Linked DNA regions of Homo sapiens: region 1 is linked to region 2. A link is a loop called in an ENCODE intact Hi-C map of the cell type or tissue named here. Cell type or tissue: endothelial cell of umbilical vein. All regions are shown on one strand. Links, peaks and the distances in the headings refer to the core of each region. The heading gives the core; the rest is flanking DNA. Region 1 overlaps DAAM1 (dishevelled associated activator of morphogenesis 1). Region 2 overlaps DAAM1 (dishevelled associated activator of morphogenesis 1).

Evidence for each region. A loop is a pair of places that touch in the nucleus more often than their neighbours do. Peaks named below come from ENCODE experiments on the same cell type or tissue, not always from the same donor. Only the 100,000 strongest peaks of a DNase experiment are listed, where the experiment ranks them.
Region 1: it touches region 2 in a loop (4-fold over the local background); 4 of 110 quality-filtered maps call a loop at or near these places.

What each region holds. Positions count from the first base shown.
Region 1 is chr14:59,305,529-59,308,457 of GRCh38, reverse strand. The region is part of intron 3 of DAAM1 (dishevelled associated activator of morphogenesis 1); the gene reads right to left. Among named protein-coding and RNA genes, the nearest start is that of DAAM1, 120 kb to the right of the region's middle. In endothelial cell of umbilical vein, for the core only: no CTCF peak of the experiment used is centred there; DNase peaks (open chromatin) are centred at 1,437 and 2,307; H3K27ac peaks cover 2,500 bases.
Region 2 is chr14:59,362,481-59,365,409 of GRCh38, reverse strand. DAAM1 (dishevelled associated activator of morphogenesis 1) reads right to left here. Exons shown (of 25, transcript NM_001270520.2): 23 at 1,628-1,759. Among named protein-coding and RNA genes, the nearest start is that of GPR135, 100 kb to the left of the region's middle. In endothelial cell of umbilical vein, for the core only: no CTCF peak of the experiment used is centred there; a DNase peak (open chromatin) is centred at 1,649; H3K27ac peaks cover 2,206 bases.

The DNA of each region.
Region 1 (2,929 bases), core at 120-2,619, 57 kb after region 2:
TTTGTTTGGTCCCTGGGAACTGCATGGAATAAGTTTAATCTCTCCTATGAACAATGACCCAGCAAATATTTAAACAATTTGAATAAAGTGATTATATCCTCCCCAAATCTTCCCTTTTACAAGCCAGAAATTCTCTACTGGCCATATAACACAAGTTTATCTTCCTCAATTCATAAACAAATCTCAAATTTTCTATAAGTTCATCATACCCTCATGTCCATTAATTGCAGGGATAACTTTAACAAACATAACTAAGCTCCTATAAAAGGACTATTTTCACATATTTGTATTAGTCATTCACAGTTCTATACAAACTCTACTGAGAGGGAAGATTTCTATCCAAAATGTCTCTCCAAGAAGAAAAAGAACAAGCTCTCACTCTCCTGATAGTCCTCACAGATAACATTTATGACTTAGAATAAAAGACACGTCATATTAAGTGGAGGGAAACTTGTTTAGTCCTTGCTTTATTAAGTATACATATTTTAACAAAGTTGGCCGTAAACTAAATAGCAAAATGGGTTTTCTCATTATAAGACTGAGGATGCTTCACATCTAAAACATAAATCTAGGTTAACAAAATTGAAACTACATGAATAGGACCTCGACTCGCCAGCTGTCAAGAAATTTGGGGGGACATTTAAGTCCCTTTAGAGCATTGTTTTTTACACCTCCAGATGACTTTTGCTATCTCCACTATTCTCCTGTATAACCATCCGTTCACATATCATAGGAATTTTTTCCATGTATGCATATGAAGCCTGATACCTCCTCTGACCCCCCAGGGCTCTGCTCCTTCCTTTTCTTTGGTTTATGCAGGTAGAAAGACTAGTTGAGCCAATACAAAATGCCACGTTTGCCCAGAGAAAGCCTCTTGCTACCATATCACGTATTCAAAAATAAAATATACTTGAAGATTTCAGATCACGTAGAATCAGTTAGCTCCCTCTTTATCAATTCTCTAAGTTTAAAATTCTGTATTGGTAAAGAATAATTTTTTAAAAGCATGGCATGAATCCATGTCAAATATTTTTTACTAAACTTGCTAATAAATGAGAGAACTAGGAAGATGTTACAACTGGTTCAAAGGAGAACCCAAGGAGTAGACTTATGATTAGCATCATGATGTTTGAAAGAGTTTACAAACAGATGCAAAACTGGCCAAGAGGGCAACAGTCAATTGTATCAGACTCAATTTGCATTTCATGGATAAGAACCATTGGAAGTGCTATCAGGTTTTTAAAAAAATAATTTACAGATTTGTGAAATAAGCTTGAGACAAAAGTAGAGATGACTCTTAAGAGTGCTATAGACAGGATATTTAGTCTATCTGATATTTACTCCATTTCACTATAACTGCAGCTTAGCAAAACAAAAGATGCATGACTAGTACTTCCTGGTTGAAGAAAACACAATCTATAAAGGTATAATGCAGAGGCCACACTGCATGACTAATACTCTGCTCCAGACTCCTCGCATCTAAATTACCTAAATGCCCAGGCTGGCCCAAAGCTCTTGCTCAAGAACACCTACCCCATTCTGACCATTACACCACAATTCTGTGTATTTCTGTTGCCTTGCCTAGGCTGCATGGTATGGTTTCTATCTGTGCATCACTGAGTCTCAAACTTCAGACCACTAAGCTCCTGACCATTCCATTCCACCTCCCTTGGAAGGGAGCACTTGGTCCTCTATCCCCCTCAGGAATTTGTTGGTTAAGTATTTGGGGTATTACTAAGTCTTCCTGCATTATTGATTAAAAAAAAAAAAGCTGTGAACTCAGTGAGGTTAGACCCTCCAGCCAGAAAAGAGGCTATACTCAACTGCTGCTCCCTAACAGTTTGGTTTAGAGCTGGATGCCATGTTAGAGTAACACACAGTCTACTAAATCTCCCAAAGACACGGCAGCATTTTAAAATCTAAATACTTGTGTAGACAGCCAAACTCTGTGATAGCATTAATACTATGCTGCTAAACATAAGGCTTCTCAAGGGCAGGATAGGAGCAGAATTGTTTTCACTAAGCTCATATCTACAATGCTGAATGGAATCTAAAAAGGCATTTGCTTTCCTTCTCATTCCTTTACTCATCTAACAAATATTTATTGAATTCTATTATATAATGAGCTAAGCACTATTCTGGGTGTTGGAATACATGAATAAAAGAACAAAGTTCCCTGCTCTCCTTGTGAGTGATCCCTGAGACAGACTTAGCAGTTCCTAGACTTACACATTTCTGAACTTTAGAGTTGAGAGGTTCTGAGAAGATTCCAAGTTTACTCCAACAATAGGTTCTAAGTCTTTGCAAGTATAGCTACAAAAAAGTATGCCTATTTAAATACTTCACTCTCTCTGGTCATCATGTTAAAAAAAAAACAACAGTCAAGTGTTCATTAACTCTCCTGCCTTTTAACTAAGCCCTGGTTTTTATCAATGGATCTCTAACTTCAAAGTAAAGATACAGTGCAAGCATTCCTGAACTCCCCTGGGAAAAAATCCTTTGAGACATTTCCTTGAGAGCACAAAATGTCACATTAATATTTTCCATATATCACAAACTTTATTTACACTGGTAAAAATCAGAGTTTCTGAATGGCCTGAATGAAATAGCACATAGCTATTATTTATGTCCTCCCCAAAATCACACACCCAGAAAAGCAAGAAAAGCAAGAAAAGAGTGCCACTTTACAGAGACCTAGTCACCCTGTGGGGAAGAGCAGCAAAGAGAAGAGCAACAATATCACCGCATTTCTGTAAGGGTTCAGGAGCCCTCTGCTCCAACACCCTCTTCTTTCCTGAACAAGCCTCAGCTGACTTTACAAGGAGTTGGGGGGTGGTTAGAGGGGATGTGGGGGAATACATTTTATGTGCACCTGGTATATCTGAGAAAGCAGCCACAACACTTAGCTAGAACTAAGAACTGAGATTTT
Region 2 (2,929 bases), core at 334-2,833:
TAGCTTGCTCCATGGTTTTATATGCTAACTTATAAAAGTTCTGGTATGAACAAAATAGCAATAGCCAGTCTACAACTGGATTTCTAAAACATTCAAGTTCACATACTTCAAGCCATCCTGAGTGATCTTTTTATCAAGGAATTCTAGTGATCATGACGTCATGTATATCAAAATCTTAGAAATCTAAAGAAAACCAGGCCCAGATTAAAGTTCCACCCCCTACACACACACACCCCAGTCAGTGTGCAAGGGGAAAATTTACCAGGTCTTTATGTTCTGCTAGAAGATCTTCAACATCAGAGAAGCGCGATGCTGGCTACTGTGATGAACAAGCTGACAACAGCCAGTTCACACACAAAAATGTTTGAGCCCCTTGATGAAGTAGGTGCTATATTGCTCAGGTGGGATATCAGAACAGGGGGAGTCTCTTCCTTTATGAAGCACAAACTCTAAAGTGGTGAGGCATACATAAAACATGGATGGGGGCTTTCACAGTGGAGGTCTGAATGGTGGTTGCTGACATGAGTTGACTGATTTCCACTGTGGGATATCAGAGGTTGGACCTCTGACAGCAGCCATTTGAACATATATTGCCATTTATTTTATAAGGTTAGAAAGAAGGTTTAATGCTGAGATTAGCTAATGCATGTGAACAGCCTACTTTTGAACTTTAACTGGTATGTGTGTACATTTACATAAACAATCATCCATATCTACAACCAAACAGGTGACCAGAGAAAAATAACATCCATTTACAGAAGTTTCGAAACAAAAGACTCAGAGTGTTGTGGCAACTGAGAGATGGGTAGAGTAAAAGAACCAATGGGGTGGGGAAGAGTGTTAATATCATTTATAAAGAATGAGAAGAGGATAGAAAATGAGAGACTGTGTACCTGTCTTGTATATGAATGTGAATGCATTTTGGAAGAGGAAACAACCTGAGATAGAGAGGAGTGAGGTGAAGCTGAGGGAGCTAAGAGGTGGTGGTTATTAACCAACAAAAATTTCTCTTCCAAGGGAACACAAAATGTGAAATAGCAGAAATCATAAAAATAAATGTCTTACTGAAAAAAAAAAAAACCTCTTGTAATGAGACTGTGAATTAAAATGCATCTCTTTTAGCGAGTTCTGCTGGAGATTTATACAGGTAGTATCCTGTCCTCCAAGGCTGTATCTCAGATGAGCATATTACAACATAGAGGTAATTTAGGCACATGGCTTTAGTAACACCTGATTGCACATTTGATGCTGCCCCTGGTTTTCATCATCTACTCTTTTCTGGTTCCCAGAGATAAGTACTTCAAGCCAGTTTCAACCAAGAGAAAACTGTCAAAGTATTTGCTGGTCTTATACCATTCAGAGCCTTCAAGGTCTTGCTAACCTAAAGGCAACATAGGCCAGTCAGACAAAAAGGGTGTGTTCAGATTAATCACAGTCTTGGAAATGAAAATACACCTATGTCATGCAAAACAATGGAATCTGGAAAGTAATTATCTACTACTTTATTTCCTGCACCACGAAGTTTGGATCTCACTCCTGCTATTTCCCGTACAGAATAATAACTGAAAGTATCACACTGAAGCCCAGCCCGGTCAAACAACACTCAGTGCACAAGGGGGAAACTTACCAGGTCTTTAGCTTCTGCTAGAAGGTCTTCAACATCAGAGAAGCTGAAGCTGGCTACTGTGATGAACTGGCTGACAACAGACACAAACTTATCTCCGGGCTGTGGGGGCTGAGACTTCTGATATTCCAGCTCCTTAAACACAGGAAATGAATAATGTCAATGCAGGCTTCAAATACAGACATGAGACACACCTCGTCTCATATTTCACATGCCTTAAATTTAATAAATCAGAATGGCAAACACATCAAAACTTGTTCTAAAACATTTTGTTATACTCTAGTGCCCCTGCCCTTCCTCCCACCATGCCAAAGCCATGCCCATGTGCACACGCATATTTGCAAATAGCAATTTACCAACAATCTAAGTACTTGATCTATGTGATTTCTCTTTCAGGCTTTAGAAAGCAAGCAGATTTGCATTTGGATAAAATTAATAGAAGTTAAACAAATAATGGGGGCAAACTGAATTTTAAGGGTTTGTGAGTGAAAACAAGAGACTCTGCTTGTCAATATTCCATGCTTAGAATTGTGGTGCCTTGATTTTTTTCTTTCCCTCTCAGCCAAGTCTATTTACTTCTTAAACTGTGGGATATGGGTAGTAGAATTTTGGCTGTAGCATTTGGCACCATAATGTACCATTTTTCTCTTGTCCATACCATATTGGTTTTTGTGAACAGGCCTGTAGGGGAATTAGTCTCTTGTTAATTATCCATATTTCCATTATCACAGCAATGAACGCAGATGATTCAAATCTAATGTTAATGGTTAATTTAATCATTGCCAGATGCACATTCTTATTTAAAGTTCACAACATCCCTATGAGTGAGGGATCACTATTCCCATTATACAAACATATAAATTAAGGTTTGGAGGGCTATATTACTTGCCCTGAAGTAGTGCTGACCAGTGACAGAGCCAGAATTTGAACTCAGGCCTGCCTGACTCCAGAGTCTTGGTAATAACTATGTTGTATACCAATTGACTTAAACTGGATTCTCCCTTATTTTCTTGCATTGGCAGAGATCTTCACAAGCAGGAGCGTAGTCATCACAGTTTATCAGTTCTGACTCAGCTCTACCACTGATTTGGTTCTTAACCATGGCATGTTGCTCTGGGCCTCAGTTTATTGATTTTTTTTTTTTTTTTTGTAAGAGGGCAACATCCACATCATCACTACACTCAAATGAAATAACGGAAGTGAAAACTCATCAATTATGGAGCTGGCACTGATTGGAAGAAATTGCCATGATTCCAGTACTTTAGCTTGGAAAGTGAGTGTATCTGTGTTCAGTGTGGGGACGGG